Linked DNA regions of Mus musculus: all the other regions are linked to region 1. A link is a loop called in an ENCODE intact Hi-C map of the cell type or tissue named here. Cell type or tissue: heart. All regions are shown on one strand. Links, peaks and the distances in the headings refer to the core of each region. The heading gives the core; the rest is flanking DNA.

Evidence for each region. Hi-C counts contacts between places; a loop is a spot of excess contacts. Peaks named below come from ENCODE experiments on the same cell type or tissue, not always from the same donor. Only the 100,000 strongest peaks of a DNase experiment are listed, where the experiment ranks them.
Region 2: it touches region 1 in a loop (2.2-fold over the local background); 7 of 42 quality-filtered maps call a loop at or near these places.
Region 3: a loop joins it to region 1, with 4 times the contacts of the local background. A loop is called at or near these places in 6 of 42 quality-filtered maps.

What each region holds. Positions count from the first base shown.
Region 1 is chr7:142,431,564-142,441,980 of GRCm38, forward strand. It overlaps Syt8 (synaptotagmin VIII), which reads left to right and starts at 5,271. Exons shown (of 9, transcript NM_001285861.1): 1 at 5,271-5,376; 2 at 6,600-6,710; 3 at 6,812-6,981; 4 at 7,331-7,429; 5 at 7,559-7,717; 6 at 7,791-7,958; 7 at 8,097-8,202; 8 at 8,288-8,421; 9 at 8,505-8,833. The coding sequence starts at 5,370. The coding sequence ends at 8,738. Tnni2 (troponin I, skeletal, fast 2) reads left to right here and starts at 10,253. Exons shown (of 8, transcript NM_009405.3): 1 at 10,253-10,305. In heart, for the core only: CTCF peaks have their summits at 4,209 (motif pointing left) and 6,040; DNase peaks (open chromatin) are centred at 2,188 and 4,218; H3K27ac peaks cover 4,629 bases.
Region 2 is chr7:142,370,053-142,380,469 of GRCm38, forward strand. It overlaps Ifitm10 (interferon induced transmembrane protein 10), which reads right to left and starts at 3,694. Exons shown (of 3, transcript NM_001347541.1): 1 at 3,524-3,694; 2 at 806-1,258. The coding sequence starts at 3,526. It overlaps Ctsd (cathepsin D), which reads right to left. Exons shown (of 9, transcript NM_009983.3): 6 at 7,281-7,403; 7 at 6,974-7,118; 8 at 6,781-6,879; 9 at 5,858-6,686. The coding sequence ends at 6,519. In heart, for the core only: no CTCF peak of the experiment used is centred there; DNase peaks (open chromatin) are centred at 4,079, 4,759, 5,259, 5,609 and 1 weaker place; H3K4me3 peaks cover 154 bases; H3K27ac peaks cover 3,692 bases.
Region 3 is chr7:142,357,927-142,368,343 of GRCm38, forward strand. All of the region lies in intron 2 of Ifitm10 (interferon induced transmembrane protein 10), which reads right to left. Among named protein-coding and RNA genes, the nearest start is that of Ifitm10, 11 kb to the right of the region's middle. In heart, for the core only: a CTCF peak has its summit at 2,997 (motif pointing right); no DNase peak of the experiment used is centred there; H3K27ac peaks cover 212 bases.

The DNA of each region.
Region 1 (10,417 bases), core at 1,792-6,791:
TGCAGGGCCCAGCTAGCCGGGAACATGAGTGTGAACTCTGTTTAGCTCAAAGGAAGGCGCAGTCACCATATCTCCAGCTCTGTAGGCAAAGAGACAGGACTGAACGCAGCCTTTGATGAACCAAGCATACTTGTGGAGATGTATGAAAGTTGCTCCCCTCTCTGAGAATCCATACGCAGCACACAGACATCTGAAGGTGGATGCCATCTGTTCCTGTGCAGAGAGGACTGGGGTGGAGCAAGAAGACCCTCAGATAGGACACAGGACAGTGAGCCTCATAAAGTGGGGCTCTTGGAACCTAGCTATTGTGATGTTGAGAGTAAAAGGCACCTAGATACCCAGACAAATGAGGTACCAGGTCTCCATAGTCTGGTCACCCTAGTACTCAAGTGAGCAGAGTACCCACATCAGAAATCCAACAGAGGGTGACACAGAATCTAGCAGAGAAGACTGGAAATGAAACTCAATGTGTAGAGTGCTTGTCTAGTATCCATGAGACCCTGAGTTGATCCACAGTACTGTATAAACTGTGCTTGGTAGCCTGTAATCCCAGCACTCAGGAAGTATAGTCCGAAGGATCAGAACTTACAGGTCTTGTTCAGCTACGTAGTAAGTTCCAGGCCAGCCTGGACTACATGAGACCCTGTCTCAAAAACATAAAGAAGCTGCTACTAAACCTTTCAGGGAGGGAAACTGGATAAAGTCTGTAAAACCCAACTGTTCACAAAAGCCCACTTCAAGGACATGGGGTGGTAAGGATGGAGATGCTAAAGAGATTGTGAATGGGAAACTCGGGTTTACAGTACAGTGGACTGTGGGGACTCCATGCTCAACTCATGGGGCATAGGTACCACACATTCGGCCCCATGGAGTACAGAGATCAGAATTCAGCAATCAGCTCTTGAGCGGGCTCAGTACATGGGGCACAGGTACAGAGTACAGACACCTGGGAGACTAGGGGTGGGCAGGCAGCCCAGAGCTCAATGAATGGCGCACAGAGAGCTGAGACAAGGGTGAATAGGACGCACACAGCAGTGTGATGCCCAGGAACGGCGTGTCCAAAACCACAGGAACGCAGCACCGGCCCTGGGCCTCCAACCTGGCAGGCGGGCCTATGTACCTTGTGTCAATAGGCAATTCAGTAGGCCTAACAAGTGGGGTACAGGCTGTCCAAGACCCTGATGACCACAGAATGGAGCTCTTGTTCCCAAATGAACAGAGAACAGGTCACTCAGCTGCAGAAACATTTGGGTACATGAGGCATGTACCCCAGGTATTCACAAATGTCACAAATGTAAAGACACCATTCTATGGTTTCCCTAGATGAACAGAGACCTTCCTCCCAAATCAGGATGTATGAGGCCTTCATAAAGCTATATGATAGATGGGGCCCTAGACTCCAAGTCTCTGAAGCCCTTGGGAGATGCATCCAGCCACCCAGTAAGTGAGTTCCATCATGATAGGGCATGTGTTGCCATACATGTAGGAGATGGAAGACTCACCCAGGCACTGCAAGCATCAGGGTTCACATCCCTGGAGTCTCCAATATAGTCTCAAAACTCAGTGTGTCCTATCCAAGGAAGCCACAGCATAGCACCATGTTCAAGTGGGGTGCACGGTCCTGATGTTGCAGTGGTAGTCCTATGTCAAAGCACAGGCAGGAGGCACATCCCCTAGAGACCTAGATAATGGTGTCATTTTTCTAGATTCTGGGACAATGGGGTGTAGCCTTCCTGGGTGGTTAAGAGATGGGGATTGTGTTCTTTGGGTTACTAGGTGGTGGTAGATCAGTGTGCATTCTCCAATGTGTGAGTAAATGGATGCAGCCTTACCAGATGTTCAAGTAATGAGGTACAGGCTCCCCAGATATTTGAAGTTGGGGTTCAGCTTCCCAAAGTATCTAGATAATGGGGTTCAGGTTTGTTCTGATGCTTGGATGTTAGGGGTGCATTCTCTCTCAGTGCAAAAGTCATAGATAACCTGATCGGACACACAAGCTATGTACAAAGGTCTGGGACAAGTTGAGCACCCAGCTTTTGCTGTCCCAGACCCCAGGTAAAAGGGGTTGCCTAGGAGGATAGGGCCCACAGCAGGGTCAGTACAGACAGGGAACACGTGTCCCATCCCAGCACGTCTCTTGCTTCCCTGCCAGAGGCTCCGGGCTCTCTCGCCAGCGTCTGCCGTGTGTTCTGACCTCAAACATTCCCCAGGCATCCTCAAAGGAAGCATCCGGGTCCAGGAGCCCCGCCAGGGTCTCCACGGGGCTTCTGGCTGCCAAGCCGCCGTCTGGGGGCCGCGGGCCTGGCCGTGGGCTGCCAGCTCTGTTTGGTTTTCCCCTTCCTGCCTCAGAACCTCAGACGCCGTCTCGCCACGGAGGCGCCCTCATTCTGGAGAGGCACAAAGCCCCTACACAGCCAGGTTGTGGGAGCTACTTGGGGGGCCTGAAGCTCTGCTGCACAGGGGTCTGCTGGGTCCCAAAGTACAGGTGCTTGCTACCAGGGTGTCTTGATATCTCTACAGGCACACCACTGGCCCCTCTGATCTTATTTCTAAGTCTCTGTTACAGAACCTGAATCATACCAGAGGATAGATCCATCTCACGTCTCTGCCCACGTGCCCAGAGACACTTATGAAAAGCATGGATGCCCATGTCCCACATGAGGTAGTCCCAGAGCATTCTACAGCAGAAGTTTCCTCAACAAGGTCTGTCTCATCAGCCCAGAGACGTTAACCATTACACATTCCAATGTCTGACTGTCAGGCACAGATAAGGGCTGAAGAGTGGTCAGACCGGACCAACTGGTCAGAGCACAATGAGGAGCCCAGGCTACAACACTGGTTGGAGCCAAACTAACTGAACAGATTATTGCCAATGATCTAACCTCGGACACCAGGAAGAGGACTTGCTCATTGGGAAGCTAAAAACTCAAGGGAATAGGTCCGGATGGGCTCCAGAACATTCTCTGAGGGTGGCAGCGAAGTCAGTCAGGCCCTCATGGCCCCAGGATAGTCCGCCACAGTGCTAGGCAGCTCCCTTACAGGGTTCCACCCTCTTTGTGCTGAGTTCCCTAGGCCTGCATTGCCAGGGGGCACATTCTTCAACTAAGCAGGTTGTGACTCAGGACTTCTGGGTGTGTGAGCCTGCACAGAGGTCAGCCCAGCGGGCCTATCACCCCCTTTTGTGCAAAGTTTGGTGTGGCTTGGAGTAACCTCCAGCCTTGAGGAACACCTCAAGATAGCATAGAGTCCAGATACCTGCTCCAGGACCTCAGAGAGGGGAGACCTTCGCTCTCAAGGGAGTTTCCTGGTTTATGAGGGCCAGCAGTTCCGGTCATTAGGTGGGGCTCCCCAAAGCCCTGCCTCCACACCCCTTCTTCCCCACAAGATTCATTTGATCACTAGCAACAGGCACCACGGGCTCTGCTGTGGGCATCAGGTGCTGCCTGAGAGTGGACAACCAGCCTCCCAGTGACTAGGGTCTGAGCAAGCAGGCCTGAGTCCACCCGTCACAGGAAGCAGTAGGTATCAGGTGAGGAAGGGATCACCTCTATGCTTGTCTTGGCGGGTGTCTTGCTTTTCTGGGGGGGGGGGGGAAAGAACTCAGAAACCTGCTACCTTTGAAATAGCACAAGGTCTGGTTAGGCTGAGGGTAGGTAGGTGAGGTTGGCAGCAAGTCTAACCCAGAAATGAGTACCTGACCCTGGGCTGACAGAAAATTTGGAGGAGAGGCTTAGCATTGTACTGAGTGGCTCACATCTTAAAGGGATCACTGGGTGACATCCAGTACAAGTCTGGTTCATTGTGAGGGACTCGAAAGAGATACCTGGAGAAGGTAAGGGCTCACACAAGCCTTGGAGAATGCGTGGATTGAGAGAGGCTGGGGCCATGGGTGCAGGCCTCAGACCCAACTGTGAGTCAGACATCCTGCCTGGAAGGGATTACAGAACTGGGTGTTCACAGCTTGGAGATGGAGCAGGGACTCCCACCTCCTTTTCCTAGGTCAAACAGTGCTAGTCCTTTGAGAGGGTCTTCCGCAGCAGTCACAGAAGACAGGCTGCAAGAGCAGGAAGATAAGGTGGGACTAGAGAATTATGACTCCTCTTTTCTGTCTGTCTAGCTCAGGCTGCTCACACTTTCTCTAAAGTAGCAAACTGAGTGCTACTGGTAGGTGGGGACCAGCGGGAAGAACGGCTCCTCCTAGTGGCTGTCTTTTTACTTGCACCTTTACCACCATTGGAACCTGGGAGTCCTAAGGGGCCTCCATGTCTCCAGGCCTTGAAACTCTCCCTAGTACCAGGAGCTGGTGTTTCTGAGGCCTCAGAATCTTCCGGAGACAGCTTCCAAACAGCCTGAAGCCTCCTGTAGGCATGTGTTACCACCATGCTACTCAGGATGCCCTCCTGAGTGACATACAGTTAGAAGTCACAACTTCTAGATCCTCTGTTCCCTACCACTTGTTCTTAGGATAAGGGAGGGAGGGCTTTAGACAAGAAGAACACACACACACACACACACACACACACACACACACACAGAGAGAGAGAGAGAGAGAGACAGAGAGACAGAGAGACAGAGAGACAGAGACAGAGACAGAGACAGAGACAGAGTCAGAGAGAGATCAATGTTACTTTAATCCCAACATTCATACCAGCTCCACCATTTCCAAATGGTAAAACATTTTGAGCCCCATGTGGAGGCCGGATTTGTTTGAGCCTGACCTTAGCCCTCTTGTGCTAGGGGCCCTTGAGGAACAACATCTCAGCTCCAGCTCCAAGCAGATTCTTTATAGGCATTGTGGCCTCTTGTAAAAACCTTCTGCACCTCAGCTCCAGAGCCATGCCAACTTCAGAGCCACTGGGGGTGCTCTGACCACCACCTATGGACTCCTGCCTAGCAGAGTCCTTCAGAAGGCCAGACAAGAGTGATATTAGTGGACAGGCAGGCTGTTGAGGCCAGCAGATCACCTCTCTCCATCCTCAGGGGACTCACCAAGCTCCTACTTCATCACCAAATTACAGATGAGTCTGAAACCGAGTTAGGGACTAGCTGTATAATACACAGGGCCTGGGGATGATTTAAAATATGGTACTTGTGCTAAAAACTGAGGAATTTCAAGAGGTGAAGAGGATATTCAGCCTAGCACTGTGGTCCTTCCAGGTGCCCACCAGACCACTCTCCATAGTCATTATGGCTTCTTGTTAAAAACCCTCTGCACCTCTGCTCCAGGGCCATGCCAACTTCAGAGCACCAGCCTCAGGCCACCCTTGAAAACATCATGGTTCCATGTGTGCAGGAGGACCTCTAAAGGGAGACGGAGAAGGCAGAGACTGGTCCCTTCCTGATCTGCAGCTGCCCCGAATCACTGAGAGATGCAAGGTTCTGAGCTCTGTGAGCTGTGGCTGCCAGTTAGTGAACCACTGATATTGCAGGAGGAGCTACCCTTTGGAATCATGTTGGGGACTCCAGGCTGAGGGCACAAGAGCAAGAGGGTCTATTAGTCACCCCTGGAGGAGTGGGCTGGTCTAGTAACTTGTGTGCAGTCTGGGCTTAGATACAGCAGGAGGGCTGGCAGGCTCTTGTGGCACAGTGGCATTAGACTCAAGTTTAAGAAACTGAGTTCTGGCCAGCAGTTGCCATCTAGGGAAGCTGTGGGGGAGGGGGGAGGTCCTGAGTTCAGCGAGTCAGTGGCTCCCAGTCCCCAGCTGAGAACCCCACCCTTTCTGCTCACGGGGTGGGGGTGGGGTGGGGGAGAAGCCAGCCTGCCAGGTGTTTCAGGCCCCAGGCAGGTAGGATACAGAGGCCAAAGCAGCTTCATGGCCTCCTCCTTTCCACTCCCATGCCAAGGGTGGCCAAGCAGGCAGGTAGACAAGTCTGGGCGGGCATTGATTCAGCATGGAGGAATGCTCAGGCTCTCCCAGCTATGCCCTGCCCCTGCCTGCCCCTACCTCGCCCTCAACCTCAGGCAATACTGGCCTGGTGCCCATGCCAGCAAAGCTCCTTCAGCCTAGACTTGCTGGAGCGCATGCCCACCTGCTGGTGGCCCTGTGCCCTGCATCCCCAATTCCCTCCTACATGACCTCATAGCCCAAGCTACTCTCGGACCTGAGGCTACAGTGAACCAACTGGACTACCGTGTAGAAGATGGCAGGTCTTTGGAATGTAGAGAGCTATGATGGGTCCTCTGTGCAGGAGATAAGACATCCCCAAAAATGAGAAAAGGCCTTTAAGTTCTAGAAAAAAAAAAAAAAAAAAAAAAAAAGGACAGAAATCTTCCAGATATGTAGGTTTGGAGGGTCCCAGTGAGCAAGGGCCAGCAAAAGCAGGTACCAGGCTGCCCCCAGGCCAGGCCTGGCCTACTTGGCTGGGGTTGGGAACTGGGAAAAGTGGCAAGAGTTGGGGCTTGCAGCAGCTAAGTCAGTGCTTTGGCCAAGGCCCAGAGCCTCTTTCTGCCTGGCTTCCTGGCTAGTGTCCTTGCCCTGGCTACCTTAGGCTACTTTCTTGCTTAGGGTGGACTCAGTACTGGCTGCTGACAGGTGAAGAGTCAGTACATAAAGGACCACCCCTCAAATGACCTGGATTCCACAACTATCTCCTCAAAGCTGATAGGAGCATGAAGATGGGGCACGCCTTAAACCCCTTCAGCACCTCTGCCCCACTTGATGCCACAGCTGGGCCCAGTCTCATCCCAGACCTCATCACCAGGATCCCCTGTGAGTGGTCGGAACCCCAAAAGCAGTGTGGGCATGGACCAGCCTAGTGGGGAGCCAGATTGTCTAGAGAGACATTTCAGCAGCCTGTGCCCCTGGCCTAGGGCCTCGCTGGACCCTCTTTATCGCCATCCTTGCTGCTGGAGTCCTCTTAGTCTCCTGTTTGCTCTGTGTCATCTGTTGCTATTGCCACCGCCATCGCCACAGGAAGCAACCCAAGGATAAAGAAACTGTGGGCCTGGGCAGTGCCCGTAATAGCACCACTACTCACCTGGTGAGGAGCAGAAACCCAAATCTACCTGTGTCCAGTCCTGTACTGGTTCACTCCGGGGAGGGGGTGGGGGGGTGCAAGGTTCAAGCTGGGGAGCTCAAGGCGGCCCTGGCAGGCCTTCTTCTCAGAGGAAGGAGATGAGCAGAGGTGATAGGGAACGAGTGATTCAGGAAGCAGGCAGATGTTGGTCCATGGTCCATTGGAAGCTACAGTAGTAGCAGTAGTAGCATATATGTCACATTGAAGGAAGATTGGCTGGTCTCAGGGAGCTGATCTGTGTTACAATAGTCCAGATCTCTGGTTAAAGATTGGTCTCAATCATACTTGCCTGATCTCCCACCATCCACCCCAGGTTCAACCAGATGTGGACTGCCTAGAACCCTGCTCTGGAGGGGACCAACAGTGGGGTCGACTCCTGCTGTCACTAGAGTATGATTTTGGAAGCCAGGAGGTAAGGCTCACTCAGCAGGTCCAGAGGCTCTGTGGTTGATGGAGAATGTGATGAATGAAGAGTCAGGTAGAGGGGAGCAGGGGAAAAGAACCTCTTGACCCCAGGCTGAGCCAACCCACTGGCCCTCAGATTAGAGTGGGCCTGAGGCAGGCTGGAAACCTGAAGGCTGAGGGCACAGCAGACCCCTACGCCTGGGTCAGTGTGTCCACCCAGTCTGGGAGAAGACATGAGACAAAGGTGCACCGAGGGACGCTCTCTCCCATGTTTGAAGAGACATGCTGCTTTCTGGTAAGTCTAGTCTGGGTAGATAGAGTGGGCTGGAGCCAGGGCAGCAGGACCCAGCTCATTACCCTGTCTGCAGGTCCCACCAGCAGAGCTGCCCAAAGCCACTCTGAAGGTGCAGCTGTGGGACTTCAAGCGGTTTTCAGAACACGAGCCACTGGGTGAGCTCCAACTACCCCTGGGCACCGTGGACCTTCAACATGTCCTGGAGAGCTGGTACCAGCTAGGCCCTCCAGGGACCACTGAGGTGAGCCTGGCTGGTAGGGGCCCGGGATCTACCTGTAACATGGGGGGAGGACAAGGTCTGAATGCTGTACCTGCTGAGTTCAAACCCCCAAGGGTAAGGATGACCCTCCCAGTTGCAGCCCCGTCTTGTTGCCCATAGCCTGAGCAGATGGGGGAGCTGTGCTTCTCACTACGCTACGTGCCCAGCTCAGGCAGCCTGACTGTGGTTGTACTGGAGGCTCGGGGTCTGAATCCGGGGCTTGCAGGTGAGAGCTATACTTTTGTGGACAGCGAGCTGGACCCTCGTGTGCATGTATGGGACTCCCTTCTTGAACTTTCTCACTCGTGCAGAGGCCTACGTGAAGATCCAGCTTATGTTAAACCAGAGAAAATGGAAGAAGAGCAAAACATCCTCCAAGAAAGGCACGACTACCCCCTACTTCAACGAGGCCTTCGTCTTCCTGGTTCCCGTTAGCCAGCTCCAGGTAGGGAGCTGGGAGGAAGGGCAGAGTGGCCTGGGACGTTGTGCCATGCCAAACTGACAACCATCCCCTCTACATGTCTGCAGAGTGTGGACCTGGTGCTGGCTGTCTGGGCCCGTGGTCTGCAGCTCCGGACTGAGCCTGTGGGCAAAGTGCTGCTGGGTTCCCGGGCTTCTGGCCAACCCCTACAGCACTGGGCAGACATGCTGGCCCATGCTCGGCGGCCCATCGCCCAGTGGCACCACCTGCGGTCCCCCAGGGAAGTGGATCGTGTTCTGGCCCTGCAGCCTCGCCTTCCCCTGCTTAGGCCTCGCTCCTGAAAGCACCGCGGGTCTCAGTTTTCCCAGATGGAGAGCTGTGGATATTTGTGCAGGCTCTTCAGATCTCTCTGTAATAAACAAATTCTCTTTCACACTCACATGTCCTGATGGAGCCCTGTGAGGAGGATCTGAGATACAAGGCAGGCTACACTTTGGCACCACTGTCCTCTCAAGGTTGGGGTAGGGTGCTCTGAACAGATTTGCCAGTCCTGGGCCTCTCTCTGCTCAAGGCCTGATTCCTAGGCCTTTCCCTGAAAAACGGGCACCACCCTCTCTGCCAGCCAGGACTGGTAGAGGAGCAGGAGGCTAGAGCTGGCTCTGTGAAGGCAAAGAGGGCAATTGAGGGGGAGTTGTGGGTAGGTACAGCTTGTGGAAAAGACCTCAAGACCATGAGGGACTGTGATACAGTGTCTTATGCACTATCAGCAGGGGGCAGTAGATGTCTTTGGAAGCTGCTCTGGAGCCTTTGGGGGCTCACAGCCCTGGCTTGTGATATACCTCTTAATCCCAGCACATCTGGCGGGCTTTAGCAGCTCCAACCCTCCTCTGATCCCCAGGGGCCCCAGAGCAGCAGGGTTGGGGCCAAGCCATGATCTGGTGTCTCTGGGTGGGGTTCAGAAGCGGGAAAGGAGTAAGGGCCTGGCCCCAGTGAGCCGGGCAATGCAGGGCCTGCCTAGGCAACCAAGGGCCCTGAGCCCCCACAGGTCAGAGAAAGGTTCCTAGGGCGGTGGCACCACTCTCTGGGGTTGAAGGACATGTTTCAAGTTGCCTGTGCAGAGGCACCCATGGGCAGGGTGTGTGGCAGGCGGAGAGAGGCCCGGCTGCTGGTCCAGGGACCCTTTTGCTTCTCTCTTCCTGGGCAGAAAGGCAAGTTCACTATAAGAGGTGGGCACCACTCTCCTGAGCCCTGACTGCCTTCCACACAGGGCCTAAGAGAATGCTTTTGTTTTTGTTTGGTGTGTGTGTGTGTGTGTGTGTGTGTGTGTGTGTGTGTGTGTGCGCGCGCGCATGTGCGCTCAATTTTGCAGGAAGACTGGTGAGGTGAACAGTCAGCCCAGGGGTCCAAGCAGGGCATGAACACCCAGCAGGCAATGAGCGGCCAAGTGGGTGCAAAACTACAAGACCACACATACCATTTGACAATGACTCCAGTTCAGCCTACTTTTGGTGAAGTCCGGTTTCCTTTGGAGGAAGACTTCAGTGGATGTTTGAGCTGGGTACCTTGGAGACCCACATGGAAGGTTACCCTTGCTGTCCTGAGGGCTCTTGCAGGAACAAGGCTGGCATCTTGAACTCGTCATTGAGACATAAATAGAGCAAACCACCCCCAACTCCCCACCCCAAGACTTCTTGGACAGGCCAGCGCCTGGGCTGACCGGCCAGGCGGCTGGGCAGGTGGAGAGGCTCTCCTCCTCTCTGTGCCCCCATTGGTCTGAGGAGACTCCATGCCCTTTCTGAGCAGGGGCCCGGCCCAGGGAAAGCAATTTATACCCCTCCCCCTGGCCCACCAGCCCAACTCACTGCTGCCGGCCTGACCTCGCTCCCAGCACTGCTGCACAGCATCTAGGTGAGGCCCAGCCCATCTTCTTGAGGTGGGAGACTAGAGCACTACTCAGGCTGGCTCATAGGAGGACTTCCCCGGGCAGGGGCTTGGGGGTTTGGGGGTCTGCTGCCGACAG
Region 2 (10,417 bases), core at 2,667-7,666, 61 kb before region 1:
CGTTCCTGCACCCTGCTGGTGGGGCTCCAACAGTCCAAGAATGCTCAGTCCTTACCTGGGACACAAGGGCTGAGACACGGAGGCCATCTATCACAGCTTCCCCCTGCCCCTGGCCCCAAGTTGTCTTTGTTTCTCCCACTTTGTCGTGGGAAGGAGTAGGGGTAGGAGCAGATAAGGGGTCCCAAAGGCTTGTCACCCTGCTCTGTTTCCAGCCACTGACTCCTTATACAAAAGGGAGACAGGCCTGGAAGTTGTAGCCACTGTGGGTACAGGGTAGGTGGGGTTAGGACATTTCCCCCAGCCAGTCTGGTCATCAGGCTTCGGCATCTACCACAGACCTGGATGGTGAGTATCAGTGCCTGGCAAATGAGCTACTAGAGATGGGCCAAGATAAGAGGTTCTGCAAGGGCCCTAAGAGCATCCTCTCTGCTTCCCACGGGCACAGGATTTCAAGCCCCCCCCCCCGCCCCCGGCTCCTTGCAATCTCCATCACATTTACCTAGGTGTGGCTACTGGCCACATTGACTCCGAAGGACAGGACCTTGAGTTCTGAATGCCTGTTCTTAAAGACTTAACTAAGCTAGCTGTACAGAGCAGACAACCTTACCCCACTCCCCAAATGGGGTCAAGCTTTCTCAGTTTAAGGAAGGGAAGGGGTGGCCCTTTGCTCCCAGCCCAGAGCCTTGCCTCTTTGAATCCATAAGAGGTCTCCTGGTTGGGCTTGCATGTTCTACCTTGGGCTCCACTAAGTGACATTACATCCTGCTAGATCCCATAACCCTGCCCACCCCCTGCCCAGGCTCACTTTGAGGGAGTAGGCCAGAGCAATGAAGCCCAGGCAACAGAAGTTGAGGTAGACGAAGTTGAAGATGGACCACAGATAGTAGTCGTTCACCTCCGTAGTGTCCGGGTAGACCTCGATGACTGTGGTGGGGTTCGTCATCGTCTTCTTCTCAGCTAAGTGCTTGCAGGCTTGCGGGACACCCGATGCCCGAACGCTGTCAGTCTTGCTGCTTTTAGACTCCATAGGAAACAGAGTGGGTGCCATGGGGGGTGAGGCCGAAGGCTCAGGAGCTGGAGCCGCTGCAGCCTGCAGGGCAGGAGGCTTGGACACACAGGCGAAGCAGCCCTTGGGTGAACCTGCTGGTGGCCTGGGAATCCAGAAGGCCCCGTCCAAGGGGACTCGGGCTTCCTGGGTGCCGTCCGTGGTGCTAGCCGGGGCTCCCAGCAGGGCTGGGCACTGGCTGGGGCCCTGAGCCTGGAGGGAGGGACAGAGTGAGGAGTTGCTGGGCCTTGTGCGCCCAGTAGCACCCAACCTGGAGCCTTGCAGCATTTCCCCTACAGTCCCATAAATGGTCTTTGGGAGATGGAAATCCCTGTGAGGTTGCCAGCTGCCAGTTTGCCTCCCCCACCCAGCCGGCCACAGCCAATACCAAAGCCATTCGCAGTAGTCTTGGCAAGCACATCAGGGCTTTTCATCGCTTTGCCATCTGCGCCTACTGACAACCACACACACAACAGCTCCCCCTCAGCACCCCGAGTGACACCCTGTTGCGATAAGCAGAGCGCCCCGCATCTCCACGCACTCAGGGCATTCAGAGCTACAGTGACACTGCCCTAGTCATTGACTGGCAGAATGAAAAGCGCTCACTGAAGCACATACACACCAAGACGCACCACACACACAATCACCAGCCCAGCTCTCCAGTCCCAGCATACTCCTGCGCCCAGACGCGCCAGGTAAACAATTGCCCACCCAGACACGCAGCGCTACACACCGCCCCACAGGCTCAGGCACATCTCCGGAGGATCCGCGCAGGTGCAGGACTACAAACTCCAAAGCCAACAGAAAGCGGCACTGGGAGACCCTAAGAGCGCACACTGTCACACAGAACCACTCACCTCCCCTCTTGTCCCCACCCCCAACCGTGCCACCAAGAGACCCACAATGACACTCTGCGAAATGGACACTTCCAAGAGACAGCTTGGCGCCGGAGCTCTGCGCCACCAGGCGCACCCGGCGCCGGTGAGGTGATAGCAAGGGGCTGTGGCTGAACTGGGTGGTCCCCAATCTGACCCCGGGCTGCAGCAGTCACCAGTACCGCTCACCTACTGGCGACTCGACGAGTGGGTCAGACCCCTGAACCTAGGAGCGCGCGTCCTTCCGCTCTCCCGCTGTCTGTCCGCTGATCGCGTCCCAGCGGCCCAACCTTGGGGGCGGGGAGCGAGCGGGGCTGGCGCCGCTGCCTCCCCCGCTGCCCGCGCGCGCTCCGCAGCGCCAGGCCGGCCGCGGCTGCAGCCAGAGCCTGACTCACGGCGGCGTCGCAGACACCTCCGCCTCCTCCCTAGGGAGGGAGGGGGCCCGCTAGCCCGGAAGCCAGGACCCCGGGGAGTCGCAAGGCTGGCACCCCTCTATCCCATGAGCTGCATGGCTCTCATATCCACCGACCACCAAGCCGCTGCTACCCCAGTCCACCTGTGCTCAAATTCTCTCGCGGGTCCTCAAGTCCCGGCAAGTCTGTCTGCTGAGCATTCCACTTTATTCCCACGGCTGACCCCCCTTCTCCCTACATTTCTTCCACCTGAACCTTGTTAGCTCCAAGACCTGTGCCTTCAGAACCCCCTTACCTAGCATCTCTTCTCCCTGCCCTGTTGAGTCCCACCTGCCATCCTCAGTCCCGTGGCGGTCCTAGCCTTTTCTCATGAGGCCCTGTCCTGGTATCAGCTTTTTAAGCCCTCACCCACCTCTTCCTTGATCTTGCCCAGCTGGGCTCCAACCTCGCTACTTGCTAAGCCCTGTCTGAGCTGCTCAAGTCTCCATCTCTAATCAGGCTTATTTTGGGAGTCTCTGGTCCCTTGAAGTCTACACACTGCAGATCATAGTTCCCACCTGACTGGGATGCAACACATCAAACCCCAGAGGGACACTCATCTCTGTTCAATCCTGTCTCCCAAGTCCCCAAGGTCAATGTTCAGGGTTGTTTTTTTTTTTTTTTTTCTCCCGAGTCCAAGTCCAGGCCCTTCACCAACAATCTTCAGAACCCTGCCCTGGGCCTCCTTTTTGAAGTCCCTGTCACCCAAGTCTGACATATGTTCTAATATGTTCATCATAACAGGGACTTGAAGGATCTGACCTGTAACAGGCTTGCCTGTCCCTGCTTCACAAGTTTTGCTCTGCCCTCAGGGACAGATGTGCTACTCAGAAGCCTGGGTCCTCTCAGACACCCCTACATTGATTTCCTTAAAGCTCGGTCTGTGTACCCCGCTCATGACCTTTCTGACCCCCATCCTGGGCCCTGACAGTGCTCGGTCCTTACACATGACTTGCTCTAAGCAATACTGTCCTCTAAGACTCAAGGCCAAGCAGTTTCTTCTCTCCCCGCCTCATCTCCTTCCCATCCTCAGTCTCTCTTGGACATTTGTCCTCAACTGATCCCCACCTCCAGAGAAGCCCCAATGGGCTTCCTTCACCATGGAGAGCCCCCAACTGCCCTCCCTCCCTCCCTCAGAACCCCTACCTCACCATGTGGGGGTGGAGTTCTCAGTAGGTCCTCTTCACCCTACCCTGAAGTTCCCCCAACTGTGTGTAAAAGCCTCGTTTTCTGCCTCCCTGGATCCCATTCTCCCTAGCTCTTCTCTGGGACCCTTTCCAGAGAGTTCCAGGGCTGCCTGGCCCCTAGACTTTCTGGTCTCCTGGAACCTTGGCTCTCTGAACCCTGAGTCTTTCTTCAAAGCCCTGTCTCCTGATTAAGCCCCGCCCCATGCCAAGTTCCTCCCTTTCCAGCCCAAACCCCACCTCTGACCCCCAGCACAGCTCATTTCTGCGTGTCAGGAATTTTCAGTGTGAAGTGGATCTTAAGTGTAGAGGAAAAAAAAAAAAAAAGAAAGAGACTCTCCTTGAGTGGGTGGAATTAATTTCCACACTGGCAAGGACCCCTCCCACCGTTTCTTGGCTTTCTTCTGGGCACTCCCTCATGGAGCCTAGCCTTGTTGGTCCAATAAGCCTGGGGGCAAGTGGGCTGTGCCAGGAAGTCAGTTTTCCTTCATCCAACCCCACCACTGCTTTGGATCCCAAGGGCCTGACAACCAAACATGCTGACACTCCCTCCCCAGCCTGTGTGCGGCTGTGTACCACCCAACTAATTACATCCATTCGCACTCCTGACAGTCTGCTTACCACACAACCTAAGTCAGGTGCTGTCCTTGGCATGTCTGGCCTGGGAGTCTCAGACTTCAGGAAGCAGAAGGGTTGGCCCTTTGGCCCTCGGGGCAGGGTCCACTCAAGGTCATTGGCAAGGTGAAGGGTGAGTTGGAATCCTCTTCCCAAGAGTCAGCTTTATGGCTCTGGAGTCAGCGTCCCAACCTTACACTTTAAGCTGGTCAGGGCAAGACTTGGGTATGGTCCAGCCTCACTAATACCCTGGTCAGGGGTTTGAGGGGAGAAACACCCACCATGAGAAAACTAGAGTAAAGCTAGCTTCCCTATCCCTGCCTGCAGCAAGGGTCTTTCTTCTTCCCAGGGCATGAAGGCTGATGTGAAGGTCACTCAGCTAAGAGACTGATGTGAACCCTGAGCTAGAGTCCGGGGTGCTCCCCGGGGCATCCCTGGGTGGTGATGGTGGCATCAGCGGCATCTGCAGAAGCAGCGGCCCCAGTATGCAGGCCTGGCAGCACAGCTCAGCCTCAGGCCTGCAGGGCAGGGAGGAGATCTGTCTCCAGCTTTGGTGCACAAGCCTTTGATAACACTAGTCTCCAGAAGCCCTGCCAGGCCCTGCGGGACTCCCTGCTCAGATTTCAGACAGAGAACACTGGGTACATGTTTACTGGCCTTCTGACAACCCTTGGTGAACATTCTCCAGAAGTAACCTAACAGGGCTCAGGTATGGGACATATTCCCCTGCCCCAAACCCTCCTACCAAAACAATGACAGCCACTGACCAGCAGGCAAAGGGTGCCAGGACAACCCCAGAAAGTGACAGAGGTCACACTTCCCTATATCCTGTACCTGTTAGTGTGGGGAAGGGGCTCTAAGATTCCAGAGCTGATTCCAAAAGGAAGCTCTACCCTACCAGTAAGCACTCGATAACTCCTACTCTATTTAAAAGCCTGCTGGTTGCCTCCACTGTTGTATTTGAAACCTGTGTTCACCCACTTCTCCCGCCCCCTGAAACCGAACCTTCTCACAGATGCTTGTAGAACAACTGTAGTCCGTGGCAGAGAGTTCTGACCTCTCATCTCCAAGACCCCAGGCAGCCGGGCAGGCTCCAACACTGGCTAGACTCAAAAAGCTGAAGACTGCTTCTTGAGCCTGGCAGAGGCCCAGGCAGGGAGACTGCCCAGGGCACCCAGGACGAGCAGATGGCTTTTCTGACCCAGGCTTAAAGGACTGACTGTTGAAAAGGGAATGTATGCAGCCCAAGATTCCCATCAAGGCTTATTCCGTTTCTTCTGGGAATAGGCTGCTTCCCTGGCAAAGCACAGCAGGTGCTGGCCTGGCCACCTCTGAAAATGATTCAACACAGGACCTAACACAGAATTCTAGGCCCGCTCCATGGCCTCCAGCCAAGGCCACATCCGGCCTGACTACTGCCTGAGGTCCCAGAACCTGCCAGTTCTAGTTCAGACTCATCTTGCCCACAAGGCCAGATAGCAAGCCAGAGCCTCAGGAGTCCCCTCTGTTCACTGGCCTGGTGCTGAAAGCCAAGTCTGGGCTCTAGCACACTCCCTACCCCCCCCCCCCCCAATATTCTCCACAGCCAGCGTGTCCCCGAATTAGCCCTCAGTAGTACTGGGTTCTACTGGTCTAGCTAGCTCCGTCGCCAAGGTCCCAATTCAGAAACAGTACAGAGCACACCAATAGAGATCAAGGCCCAAAACAACTTTATTTGTATTTCAACTTTGGCTCCCAGCTGCCTAGCCCAGGATGAGGGCAGCAGAGGCCAGCCAAAACCAGTCAGTCATCCTACCTCTACCCCAGGCTGAGGCATGCCTTCCCAGGAGGGCGGGGTCAAGCCCTAGGTAACCCCCCAGGTTCATAGTTTTGCTTCTGTCCTCTTGCTCCTTCCTGCTCACCTTCAGGCCTTTGCCAGGCCAGAGTTGGAGGGGCAGTAGAACGTGGTGCCATCCCCAAGCTGGGTGATGGGTCTGGGTCAGAGCAGGTTTCTGGGAGGGATCCTAAGACCCATTTGCCTGCTTCAGAGTACTGCCCACACAGCAAAGGGCGGCAGGACAAGACAATCCATCTCAGCAGCTATTAAACCAGTAGGGGCCTTTGAAGGCAGCCTCGTGTACTGGGTGGGCCTTGGCCTCCTTCAGACAGGCAGAGGGCAGCAATCTGAACCCAGGGTGAGGAACCACAGAACAGAACAGCTGGACAAGCTCCAGCCAGGTCTCCCCCAAGGGTCCAGCAACACTAAGCGAGTGTGACTATGTGTGAGTGGGGCAGGTGGAGGGATGGGGCTGGCTGGCTTCCTCTACTGGACTCTGATCCAGTTCCCTGACAGTGGAGAAGGAGCAAGTTAGAGTACGACAGCATTGGCAAAGCCGACCCTATTGTTGTCTCTGTCAAACACAGTGTAGTAGGAACCAATGAAGACATCGCCCAGGATCCAGAGCGGCCCACTGGGAGGGGGTATGTCCATTCCCATGAAGCCACTCAGGCAGATTGTCTTTCCACCCTGCGATACCTGTAAGGCCAGAATGGGCACATGTGATCACACGGTACCCACACTTCACTCAAGGTGTCCCGGCTTCACACTGCCACCGCCCACACCGACTCACCTTGAGTATATACTTGTCTGGGTGTAGTTCATAGTTTTTGCCTCCTAGCTTCAGGTAGACCGTGGGCAGGCTGGACACCTTCTCACAAGGAATCATATACTAAGATACACAAGAGAGAAGAATGTGGTATTGAAGGTATGGTCTCGGGAACCCTCTCTGCCTGCTGGCCAGCCCACACAGGCCAGTAGCTTACCTCACCCTGGATAAGAGGCACTGCCCCGATGGCCTTCTGCAGCTCCTTCACCTCTTCCACAGGCCCCACCAGAAGAGATGTCCCTGTGTCCACAATAGCCTCACAGCCTCCCTTGCACAGGGTCAGCTCATTGCCCACCTCCAACCTATGAGGCAAATATGTATCAGTCACTTTACCCTGTCACAGGTGAGTATAGGGCATAGCTTGTCTAGACCCTGCCTTGGAAGACACCTGCTTTTTTTGCCCAGGCTTCCCGCACATCACCCCTACATAATACTCCCAGCCCCCAGCGACACCCACGACTCACTGGTCCATGTGCACCTGCCAGTAGGCCTTTCGAGTGACGTTCAGGTAGGACAGCTCCCCGTGGTAGTACTTGGAGTCAGTGCCACCAAGCATTAGTTCTCCTCCGGGTTGCCCTTCTGGGTCCCTAGGAGGAAGTAAGTGATCAGCTTCTACCCACTAGTTCAGAAGTGTCAGCAAAGGATCAGACATCAGAAGGAAGGTGATTAAGTGGGGCAACCAAGGAGGGCTCCCCTGCGGAGAGACCTGGGGAACTGTTGAGGACAAGGTGGACCTGCTCTGAAAGGAACGTCCTTAGCCTCAGCTATTCCATTCTGAGTGTAAGTAGCAAAAAGAATGACTCTATTATCTTATTTACACAAGCAAATTCCCACCTCTTAGCGCACCAGGAGAAACGAACTGATAAAACCACAACTGAAACTATCGGATCCTAGCTCGTACAGACTCCAGCTTATCAGTCACACCAGAAATGACAGCCCCCCTCACCTGGGATTTACAAAGGGACAACCTAAGACTGAAATGCAGCAAGCCTACCGACAAGCCTGGTCCAGGAATTCTGTCATTGGCAAAGAACCCTTGGTTCTGTCCCCAGGGTGTAGGCTCAAACAGATTCTCCTGCCTTTGAACTCAGTACACTTCCAAAGTGACCCTGAAAAAGGTCTGTCACCAAAACCTGCAACTGACATTTCTGTGCCTGTGACCACTTCTTATGCAGTTCCCTACTCTTCCCTGTGTTTATATCAGCTCTCTACTTCCAACTTCTATACAGCGTCTCCAGGCTCTGCAGCCCTTTCTTAGCTAGTCTGGAACCTGAACATATAGACAGTATTGGGTGAAGGGTAACATGTGAGCTCTTAGTATTTTTAATTAAGATTTGAAAACTGGCAAGAGAGATGGCTCAGTGGCTAAAAGAGCTTGCTGTTCTTAGAGAGGACTGAGTTCACTTCCCAGCTCCTAGGAATCCAACACCCTCTTCCTGGCCTCCACTGGCAACTGCATTCAGACGAACATACTCCCACGCAGACACACATTTAAAAAAAAATCAGAATAAAAGAATCAGTAATGCCAACGGTTGGCTATCAAATAAATTTGGGACTCCTTGGCAAATTACAGTAAATAAAACGTATTTAGTATGTATAATTCGAGTTAATAAATTCTAACACTGTTGAAAGACAGAAACATGCCTGTATATGTTTCTGACCTGACACATTCATGATGCCCTGCCTGGCCAGGGATAAGCCTAGGGCTCACCCAGCCTAGGGCTCGGATCCTAAGCTAAGTTCCCATTCTGCATCTGCTGCCCTGTTGAGGATCCTTGGCCCTATAGATATAGGCTTCCAGCCCAGTCCCACAAAAGCTGCTGGGTACAGCTGGCCCTTCTCTTCAGGATGTTGGCTGGGGGTGATCAGGGCCAGCCATTGATAGCCAAGCTCAAGGCTGAGAGTCAGGCTGGAGCTGAGGGACAGGGATGCTCTCTGCCTGGCAAAACCCAAGGCAGGCTTCTAAGAGGAAGCCAGGGTCACGGTCCTGAGAAGCTGAGCTGGCTTCAGCCATGGACATAGCACTTGCTATCACTCTGCTTCTCCTGTAAACATTTCTCTCAACTCCCCTACACAATACCTTCAAACAGAACACAGGGAGAGTGGTCTGTACCTACAGCAGTAAATGTTCTTCAGCAACCAGCGAGTAAGTATGCAAGCTTGCCACCTCCGACCTGAGGGGCCTGGGTAATGTGTCACATCTGGCCAGGCATCACTCTGGGGCACGATTACCCAAAGCTGAAGGGAAGCTTTCATCTCAGGAGCTGCCGTCCTGGCAGGCCTCTGTAACCATCTTCCTCCTGGCCCATGGATCCCTCAGCCTCACCCTGTTCTCTTGCCTAAGTCTCCACCTTGGCCTGGCTTTGGCTTGTCATCACCTCTGCAATCCCGGGTGGAAACACAATGGGTACTGGCCCTGCCTCTCCTCACCTCGCCCACGTTCCACCCACACTGCCTGGTCACAGAGCCGCAGCCTCTTTGCCCCTCACTCTGCTGGTTTCACACCTGCCTACTTAGCAGCCACACCTCTGGGTCACCAGCCGGGGGACCCAGCTGGCAGAGTAAGTGCCCTGGGGCCCAGGCTGTAACTACCACATCCTTTCCTAGTTGCTGAGCCTGGGGGGCTCCTCCTAGGAGACAGGCTCCAGCAAGGGGGATGTGTATCCTGAGATCGTAGAACAGAGCCCTGAGACTTAGAGGCAAGTGTTACTTGTGGGCCACTTGCCCCAAGGCACCATGGGACTGGGAAAAGACAGGTCTCCAGGCTTCAACCTGGCCAACTTGTTTTTGTTTTCTGAGAGAACATCTCTTGATGTCTCTGGCTATCCCCGAACTCAGAGAGACCCTCCTGCTTCTGCTGCTTGAGTGCTGGAATTAAAGGCACGTGTCATTACACCCAGACCGCCTAACTTCTGGGCACCTACCTATTCTAGGAAGCAGAGGCCCTCGAAGTCAATGACCCTATTTATTCATCCACACCCCTACCTCTAGGGAGCCACTCTGCCCAGAGCTAAGCTGGGTAGTTACCATTTAAACATGGGAGAAGCAAAACTAGAAGACTTTGGGCTAGCATGGGGCCAGTAAGCCTCAACAAGGGGCTAGGGTTCAGGCCTAGAGAGCATGGGGTGGGCATTTGAAGGTTACCCTTGCTAGACATGCAAGTAAGTCAGCCCAGAAAAGGAAGGTGTGGTCAGCAGCAGCAACTCAGAGCAGTAGGCCACCTACTTACACCCCATCCACACCCAGGAGCTAAACCCAGAGAGTGAGGAGCCCCATACACCCAGCTGCCCATCTTGTAAAGTTCCTAAACAAGACTGTTGGACAGGCCTGCTGGAAGCTCCTTGCAAGGGTGTGTGCAGGGAGGGGGAAGGGTGTGTGTAGGGAGGAGGAAGGGTGTGTGCAGGGAGGGGGTCTCACTTGTACTGAGGAGGGGGGAGATCGCTGCTAACAGAAAAGTTCCCAAATCTCTCAGGGAGCGACACCCCTCCTCCTCCAAGGACACTCTCAATGTATAACCCAGGGCTCTTAGTCCTCCCCAGTGACTCCTGACCTTGTCCTAGGGAAGGTTCCTGGACCCTGTCCCCAGAGCGGTGTCACAGAA
Region 3 (10,417 bases), core at 2,238-7,237, 73 kb before region 1:
AAGGCCTCATGTTTCCAGCACATCATCTTGCCTGTAGGCTCCTATGAGGAAGACAAAGATGATTCTAGAACAATACTGACTAGCAAGGAGTATGCAGAAGAGCCTTGGCTCACCATTGGTCTTTTTATTTTATTTTTTTAAAGAAAATATATATGTTACAATTCTCAAGGGTAGACGATAGCTATACATACAGAAATGAATATCAAGTGAACAGTGGATAGGTGTGTGTGTGTGTGTGTGTGTGTGTGTGTGTGTGTGCCGAGTAGCTAAGGCAAATGAGACCACTGATGTGTTGATGTGCATTAGATGGACAGGAGAGACAGGTAGGTGAATTTTTTCCTATGCTGGCTGAGTGGGTTAGGTACACAGAAGGACATTTGTCAAATGGGAATAACAGGGTAGACAGGTATGAGTAGATGTTTGCTGTGGGGGTTGGCAGATGGATGAGTATATGAATATGTAAGTGTGTTCTAGATGAGAGGAACGGGAGGTGTGAGGAGACAGTACATATATTGCATGTGTGGGATACAGTGGATGTTTGGACTGGCACACTGGGCTATTGTACTGTGTTTCATGTACTAAGGATGGACACACAGTTAGAAGTGTGCCATGTGGGCAGATGGGTTTATGAAGGTGTGTCAGGTGGTTGAATTGGTGTTTGCATGGAACTGGTGTTCTATATCTTTGGGATGGATTCCTGGCATGTATGTTGGATGGGTGGAATGGGTAAACAGATTTAGGATTGCATGTGGGATGGGTGAAGAGAGAGGGGAAAGATGTTGAAAGAATATACCACTGACTAATGAATGGGAGATAAGTGCAGATTCTTAAACTCATCAATCAGCCAGTCAATCTATACTTAGTGCCTACCCTGGCATCCTGGGTGTGTAACTGCAGCTGGCCCTGGTACACAACAAGAAACAAAGAAAAGCCTCTGTCCTCAGGGTTCACAGGCCAGACAAGGACTCACAAGACACAAGGCAAGCATCTCCCAGACAGACTTCATCAAGTGGATGTTTGTCAGGAGATCAGTGACAAGTTTGGTTCTGATGGGGTATGCTCCAAGGGGGGGCCCACCAGGTGTGTGTAGGGAACAGAGATCCATGAGGGGGTGGCTGGAGTCAACCGGGGCCTACTATGGGAGGGCAGAGCACAGATAGGTAGGGAACAAAGGAAGCTGTCAAGAAGAAGTGGGGGCTTTGTGAAGACATCTCAGAATGACATAGAGCCAGAAGAAAGGGAAAGGCTGGACAGATTCTAGCAGAGCAGTTGGCTGGGGATTAAGAACAGACAGGGAGGAGCCAGAGTCTGGCCTGGCGAGAGAAGGCTAATTTATCACATGGCCAAGAGCTGTGGCAATGAAAGTGGACTGGAGGGTGGATCTCTGGAGCTGTGTTCAAGGCAGAACTGACCAGGCTGAGGTCAGTGTGGGAGATGATGATGAGGCGGCCTTGAGGTGAGGTGGCCTTGAGGGTAAAGGAAGAGTTAAGCTGCAGAAGGAAACCCGGGAGGCTCAGGCTAAGGCGCTTGGCGGTGCAGGCCCCGGCACTGGTGAGAGCTGCTTTCTGGACACGGCTAGACGCCTGGAGATGCAATGCTGCAGAGTCAGAAGTTCAGAGGTGAGGTAGAGAGATGAACACGTGAAAGGTACCACCACTCGTGTGATGGCGATGAGATCACATGGGCCACTGGAGGAGCTGGTCCACTGTGATGCACAGTCCACATTCAAAGACCAGTAAGAGGACTTGGGAGAGTAGACAGAGGAACAACCTGAAAGCAAAGAGGAACAAAGTGGGTGGGTAGGGCCGGAGCAGAACACTAGAGAATCCACCAGAGCTGGGAAGACACACAAGGTCCAGTGGGGCCCAAGAAGTGACAGATGATGTCTGCTGTAGGAAAAAGGATTGTAGTGAGGAGACCAGTGGGAAGCTGGGTGAGTCAGTCAGGAAGGCGAGGGCATGGTAGTCTGACAGATAACTCCATAAAGGGAAGGAAGGCAGTGCAGGTCCTCGGTGGGCAGACCAGTGGGTGCTGAAAGGACAGGAAAGAGGAGAGGAGAGGAAGGTTGATGGTGACCAAGTGGTCAGGAAGTGCTATGGGTAGATACCCCATCAACGTACACAATGAAGGTTCTGACCCCCGGAGACTGGTCGGATGTGGGGCCTTTGAGGGTGAGGCCTCAAAGGGCCTGAGGATGCTCAGTGCCCCAGTGTAGAGGAAAGCCAGGTTGGGAGGATGGGAGTGGGTGGGTGGGGGAGCACCCTCATAGAGGCAGGGAGTGGGAGGATGGGATAGGTGGTTTCCAAAGGGGAGACCTGGAAAGGGGAAAACATTTGAAATGTAAATAAAGAAAATATCCAAGAAAAGAAAAAAGTGGGCGGGGAGATCATTAGTGCAAGAGAAAGAGGAAGATGGTCATTGACAGCTAGCTATTAGTCTGTTCCCCACACACCCTTAGAGAGGAGGGTCACTATGTGCACGAGAGTCATGGGATATTTCTCAAATCTGTAGGTGGGCTTGATCCTAGCAGATCAATCTTGGCTTTAGCATAGACTTAGAACTTAGAAGTTTCTTACTAAAATTCCCAAACGAGAATGGACACAAGAAGCCATAATTGGGGGACTATAGATTGAAAAAGCAGCTTGGGGCTCTAGCTGTCTGTGATGGTTTGTATACACTCAGGCCAGGGGAGTGGCAGTATTAGGAGGTGTGTCACCATGGGTGTGGGCTTTAAGACCCTTGTCCTAGCTGCCTGGAAGTGAGTCTTCTACTAATAGCCTTCAGATGAAGATGTAGAACTCTCCGCTCTGCCTGCACCATGCCTGCCTGGATGCTACCATGATGTAGCCCAGTTGATGATAATGGACTGAATCTATGAACTTGTAATCCAGCCCCAATTAAATGTTGTCCTTTAAAAGAAAAAACAAAAGGCTCCAAAAGACCTTTAACCCTTCCACCATGTGGGGATTCACAGAAATGTGAATAGCCTACAGTCCAGAAGAGGGCAGACCTGACCAGAGCCTGACTGTGCTGAGGTCTTGTAAAATTCCAGTCAGCCAAACTGACACTGTGGGAAGTCACACAGTGTGGATACTTTTCACTCATGAGACCAAAGCAGAAGACTCAGATTGGGGAATGAGAGGCTGTGGAGGTGATCCAGCAGGCATGAACACATGAAGGATGGGAAGGAGAGATGACATGGTGGGTAGCCAGAGGAATGGAAAGGAGGGAAGACAGGGTGGGTAACCAGAGGGATGGCAGAAGCAGTATATACAGGAGTGAGGGGAGGAGGAGGGAGGCTGGAGGGCACATGGGCAGGGGTTTTAGAGTGTATGGTGAAACATACAGGTAGAATGGTGGGCTGGGGAGTTAGGCTAGGCAGGGCAGAAAGGAGCTGGCTCACTTACAGAAGAACGGACCAGCAGGGATGGGGAAGAAGTGCTAGATAGCAGCCCAGAAAGGCTGGGGATGGAGTTCAGTTGGCAGAGTGCTTTAGCATGCACATTGCCCTGGGTTTGATGCCCAGCACCACAAATGAACGGGTGAGCGTAGGGGTACACACCAGAAAAGCCAGCACTTAGAAGGCAGAGGCCAGACAACTGACCAACTGACTGACCGGGAGTTCAAGGTCATCCTTGAACTTGAATTTGAGGCCAGCCTAGGCTAAGAGGAAGAGAGAGAGGGAGGGAAAAAGGAGAAAGAAGAGAGAAGAGGAGAGGGGTGGGGAGGGGAGGGGAAGTTATGAGGGGAGGGGAGAAGGAAAGAGAGGAGAGGAGAGGAGAGGAGAGGAGAGGAGAGGAGAGGAGAGGAGAGGAGAGGAGAGGAGAGAAGATCCAAGAAAGGAAGGAAAGGATGGGCAGACAGGGACAGGGGAAGCCCAGAGTCAAATAAAAAACAAGAATTTGTGACACCCTGCTGGTGATCTCCAGGGTGCGCCTTGTAGCACTGTGTGTAGTTTCCCAGTTTTTTCCATGGCACTTACATCACAAGGTCTTGTTATCATTAGTTAAAATATTCAATTTGATCATGGGAGGTTGGGGCCATGCCTGGAATATGCTAAGAGCTCAACCATCACTTGATAGCTTATGGTTGTCTTGCTAAAGGTAAATGGGAGACTCAGGGGGGATAAAGAGTCAGGGTGGGGGAGATGAGGTAGCTAGTAGGTAGGCAGAAGAGAGCAGCGGGGCAGACTAACAGGTGAACACGGAGCAGAGGAAAGAGAAAGAAAAGACAATGTATGCTCCATGACCGGAAATGGGAATATGTGAGTAGATCTAGGTGTGACTGACATTTTTGAGGAAGCAGGCAGCTGGGTAGGACATGAATGGTGGAAGCTCAGGGCACGAACTGGCAGATTCATAGCAGAGATGAAGACCGCTCCTCCCATGATGCCTCACTCCTGTGTGAACAGCACCTGTGCATTTTAGACTGATTGGGTGAGAACAGTCCATGCAAGCATCGCCAGCCTCCTCTAGTTCCTTTTGCCCTGAAGCTCCATCAGGATAGAGTGTTGTCTGGGTCTCAGGCCTGGGAGCTCCTTGTCTGTAGATTCAATTGAGCTTCAGAGAAAATTATATCTGACAAAGTAGACTCTGTACTGAACAAGTGTGGGTTCCCCGCTTCCCTAAGTGATACGGTACAGTAGAACAATAACTGCCCTTCCTTTTAATGAGGTTTTATGTCATCTGGAGAGCATGTGAGCAAGTGTGTGGGATCTAAACAAACACTAGGCTGTTTTAAATAAGGACCTGGGCATCTGTGAGCTTGGGTGTCTGTAGAACCAATGCCCTGTGCATTCCAAAGGAATGTATAACTAGAAGCCATCCTCACCCACCTTTCAGGATCACTTGGAATCTTTTCCCACCTGGGTTCCCAGCCCCATCTCTCTGCATCCTTAGTCTGTCCCCCACATGGAAACTTCATCACATGAACCCACTCACAGTAGATGACAAAACCCTCACTGTGGAAAACAAAGCTATGTCTCAGGCAGGCATGTCTGGTCCCTTCTCCTGTTTCAACCACACAGGCTATGGAACTTTGTCCCTGGGCTTCTGCAAGGACTTTCCCCATCCTGTGACACACACTTCTTCAGACACACATATCTCTGGCCTGGACCACCTTGGGCTTACAGTCAATGCACTTACATGAACTTCTGACTGAGCCCACTTTGTATGGAACAGCAATCCCTGCAACTCTCCTCAGTTTTCACAGCTGACATTACCACCGACATTTCAATGAGTGTTGTGATGGTCTGAGTTCCCTGCCAGAGGGAAGGATCCTATGGGCAGGGACTGCGTGGCCTATGCCTCATCATCCACTGGGCAGTTATTTGCTGCATGTGAAGTGGGAAGTCCAGTGGGAAAGTGCTGGGGCATTCTGATGAGTCGATGACTAACTATGTGGTGAGCTAGACAGTTTAATGAGTGGCCATAATGGTGACATCATAGGAGGGAACAAAAGAGATGACGAGAAGGAGGAGGGCAGTCATAAGCTTCCAGGTAAAGAAAGATGGGGACTTGGGAGATTGCTCTTTTCATGTAAACTGTCCATGCCAAGCAATCATGAAGACCTGCATTTGATCTGAGGAACCCGTATTTAATGTCAACAACAAAAAGTCAGCAGGGTCTGGAGAAAAGTCTCAGAGGACTCTGGCTCAGTTCCCAGCATGTAAAGGGTGGTTCACAACCATCTGTAACTTCAGTTCCAGGGTACCTGACAGACAGCCTCTTTTGGACCTCCTTGGGCTCCAGGCATATGCATGGTGCACAACCATACACGTGAGCAAAATATGCACGCACATAAAACAAAATCAATAAATTTTAAAATATGCTTTTCAAAATTCAGGCCTAGCAGTGCACACCTATAATTTCAGCTCTAGGGAGACAGAGATAGGCAGATCTGTGGAGTTTGATGGCTACCCAGTCAAACTTAACTGTTGAACCCCTGGTACCAGAGTGAGAACTTATCTCACAAGACAAAGTGGAGTTCTGAGGAGATGGCTCAATGGATGATGGCATCTGTTGTCAAGCTGAACAACCTGAGTTCAGTCCCTGTGACCCACGTGGTGAACAGAGAGAATAAACTCCTGAAGGTTGTCCTCTGACCTCCACACAATACATGGCAATGAGTGTATCTTCAAGCACACACAAAAGTGTATATATTTGCCAGGCTTGGTGGTGCACGCCTTTAATCCCAGCACTCGAGAGGCAGAGGCAGGCAGATTTCTGAGTTTGAGGCCAGCCTGGTCTACAAAGTGTGTCCCAGGACAGCCAGAGTTATACAGAGAAACCCTGTCTCGAACCCCCCCCCCAAATGTGTATATATTTTCTATAAATTGGATGAATTCTAAGGCATGACCCTTGAGGTTGACTTCTGACCTTCATATTTGTGCTTGCTAACACACATGTGGATTGGCATGCATACAAATATGCACACACACACCACACACACACACTGTACATGAACATACACATCCAACACAAACACAGAAATGAAGCAAGATGGAGAAGCATGTGGACATAGGGCAAGTCCACAGAAAGAAGAGGATGAGGAAGGGATAAGATAGGGAAGAAAGTACATAGTAGGAGTGTGGGTGACCAAAGGATGGAAGAGGTAGATGGTCGGTGTGATGGTTGGTATATGCTTGGCCTAGAGAATGGCACTACTAGGAGGTGTGGCCTAGTTGGAGTGGATGTGTCACTGTGGGCATGGGCTTTAAGACCCTCCTCCTAGCTGCCTGGAAGCCAGTCTTCTCATAGCACATTTTAGATGAAGATGTAGAACTCTCAGCTCCTCCTGCACCATGCCTGCCTGGATGATGCCATGTTCCCACCTTGACAACAATGGACTGAACCTCTGAGCCTGTAAGCCAGACCCAATTAAATGTTGTCCTTATAAGAGTTGCCATGGTCATGGTGTCTGTTCACAGCAGTAAAACCCTAAGAGAGTCTGTGGAGTAGCAGGATAATAGTGTGAGGAGGGAGGTTGGAAGAATGCATGTGGCGGTTCATGGATGAAAGACAAAATAAGGAAAAGTGGGAAGGCAAGCAGACAGATTGGTGGATGAACCCCAGTAGAATCTGTCGGCGCTTGTGGGCTTTTTCTTTCCCCTCCTCTTTCTTCCTTCATTTCCTCCCTTTCTCCCTTTCTCTCTTTCTCTCTCTCTCTCTCTCTCTCTCTCTCTCTCTCTCTCTCTCTCTCTCTTTCTTAGACAGGGTCTTACTATGTAACTGAGGCTGTCCTGGAACTCTAAATCCTCCTGCCTCTGACTGCCCAAATGTTAGCGTTTCAGGGATGCACCACCACATCTGGCTCATCTAGGGTGTGTCAGTTTCTAAAAATAAGAGACAATGGAGGTGCACCAGAGATGGCTGATGAGCACAAGGCTGAGATAGGAGGTGCCCAACAAGGCAAGCGGGAAGTGAACATGCGCAAGTGTGTTCACATCCACACACAGACCCAGAAATTACTGTGTGATACCGACAGAAAGGGGTGAAGCTGGTGGACTGGAGAGGGTAGGCAGGTAGCTTCAGGAAGAGAAATAAGCACGAGTGTAGTTACTTACATAAGAAGAGTCTCATAGAAGGCTGGGTGTGGTGGCTCACGCCTTTAATCCCAGCACTTGGGAGGCAGAGGCAGGCGAATTTCTGAGTTCAAGGCCAGCCTGGTCTACAGAGTGAGTTCCGGGAAAGCCAGGGCTACACAGAGAAACCCTGTCCAAAAAAAAAAAAAAAAGTCTCATAGAAAGTGTTGGCATGCTCTGAACCATGAACATGTGGGTATGTGGCTGTACACAGAGAATGAAAGAGATGGAAAGAGGGAGGGATGAGAGATAGGAAAATGTATGAGCTGATTGTAGTGGCTGCCTGGAGACCAGTAGGAGTGGGAAGAAGGTGTGAGCAGGAAGAAGAAAAAAGGATGAGCAGAGTGTCAGAGGATGATCACATCTGAGAAGAGATGAATGCTTGATATGTGGATGGATAGCACTCAGGGATGATTGGGAGAAGCAAGGGAGAGGAGGGGGGAGTCTAGTTAGGAAGGAACACAGGTGTGTGTGTGTGTGTGTGTGTGTGTGTGTGTGTGTGTGTGTAAATGCATGAGAGATGAGAGTATGGATAAATTCATGAAAACATGAGGAGGGAGTATGTAAGTACATGGATAAACAAATTTAATTCATAGATCCAGTGAGGATGGATAGATAGATAGATGGATGAGGAGCTCAGTCTGTGACGTTGAAGGGAGGAGAGGAAATTAATGTGGACAAACGGATACATGGGTGGAAAATAGAAAGCGGAGATAGAAGGATGGATGGATGAGAGGGGAAGACTGCAAACGAGGGAAGCCGAGTGACAAGAGGCATGCACAGCTACTTGGTGTGGATGCATGACGGGAAGAAGGGGGATGTGGCAGAGCATGCATCGAGGAAGGGCAGTGAGCATTCTGATCTGGCATGAAGTGGGGGTGTAAATGACATTAGAGAAGCAGTCTAGCGCATCAGTGTCCAGGTTGGTAAGGATGGGATGGGACAGTAGGAGAGAGTCAGCAGGACGATGACTGTGTCAACAGGTGAGGGAAGGCTGGTGCTGTCTGAATGTAGTGAGCAGCGTGGAGGATGGATTGACATAGCCCTGCATCACTTAATGAGGAGTATCTGAGAAACTCCAGTGACCTCATCATCTGTTAACATCACAGAGTATCTACACAAAATCAACTATGACACTACTCGGTGATGAAGTCTTGTGTATGAGACCTGCTGTTGCCTGAAATGTCATATATGATATATATGATATTATATGACATATATTACTGAGTAAATGGCTGTGACAAATGCATACATGGATGGGTGGTGGGTGAGTAGATAGATGGGTGACTTCATGGGCAGATGATTGTGTAAGGAGATAAATAGCTAGGTGTGCATAAGTGTGATGTGGATGGATAGATGGGTACAAGGGTAGACAAAAGCATAAAGAGGTAGGTGTGGTGTGAATAGATGGGTGGAGGATGAATGGCTGACTTGGATGGATGAGTAGATGGGTAGATGAATAGGTGGATGGGTGTGGGATGGATGGATTGATGGATAGATGGGTAGAAAGATGGGCTGAAGTGTAATTTCTATCTTCTTTGGAAAGATAATTATGTCGAATGATGTTTTGCTGGGGCACACAAGTGAAAGGATCTCTCTCTCTCTCTCTCTCTCTTTTTTTTTTTTTTTTGGTTTTTCAAGACAGGGTTTCTCTATAGCCCTGGCTGTCCTGGAACTCACTTTGTAGACCAGGTTGGCCTCGAACTCAGAAATCCACCTGCCTCTACCTCCCGAGTCCTGGGATTAAAGGCGTGCGCCACCACACCCAGCTTAGGATCTCTTGCTAAAGAAAACTCATGAAAGACTTTTCCTGAAGCAGACATGGTGAAAGTATGTTTTGATATAGCAAACATGTGAAAGGACTCATGAGGAAGGGGTATAAACATGGCCCCACAGACAGTGGGAGACGGACCTTGGTTTGGTTTGCTGCACCTCGGTATTCTTCACTAATGACACACATGTATTGGTTGGCCTTACATAGCATTGTTGAGCTCAACTTGTGATAACTCCACCATTGAGAGAAACTCCTTCAAGAACTGCTCATGAGGTCCCTGTGGCAGCTTGCGGCCTCTGAGACCTCACCTTAGGCTGGTTGGTGAGCCTGGCAGTTTCTTCAGGATTGAACTGCAGCTGTCTGGTGTCTGCTTGCTGAAAGGACTTGACTATAGCTGCTAGTTCATGTCTGCTGTCTGCTTGCCTAGAGGACTGGTCTGCAGCTGCTGAATAGTATTTGGCGTTTGCTACGAGACTGATCTGCTGCCCAAGAAGATCAAGCTCACCCCCGAAGAACTATTGCTGAACAGGTCCACTTCCTTCAAATTCTAATAACTTTTCTCTTACACTACCTCTGCTGGTGGAAAGGTTGAACCCTTATTAAAAGTAGGTTACAAAAAACTGATGCCTACAATGGGTAGTTGAATGGATGGGCTGGTAACACTGATATTCAGGAAGGATGAGATGAACAGATATACACATACAAAGCCCAATCAAAGTCTACCCTCCTAACCCATTCTTTCAGGTGTTCCTGTCTCGGGAAGCCTCTATGCCTCCGAAGCTCAGATCAAGCAGCTGCCACATGCGGACTGCACTGCACTATGCTCCCCACAGAGGATGTCCATGCTTGGTGTCTGTTCCTTTCTCCAGGTAGAACTTTGCTTTCATCCATCCTTCAAGACCCAAAGGAAATACTACCTCCTCCCAGAAGCCCTTGCCTGGAACCTTACTTGGCCCCAAGTTCAGTGTGATGTTTTCATCTTCTGAGACAATGGACTATATACCTTCTCTGGTGATATCCTCTGTCCAGCCAAATAATATCCTTAGACCTCCCCCATGATG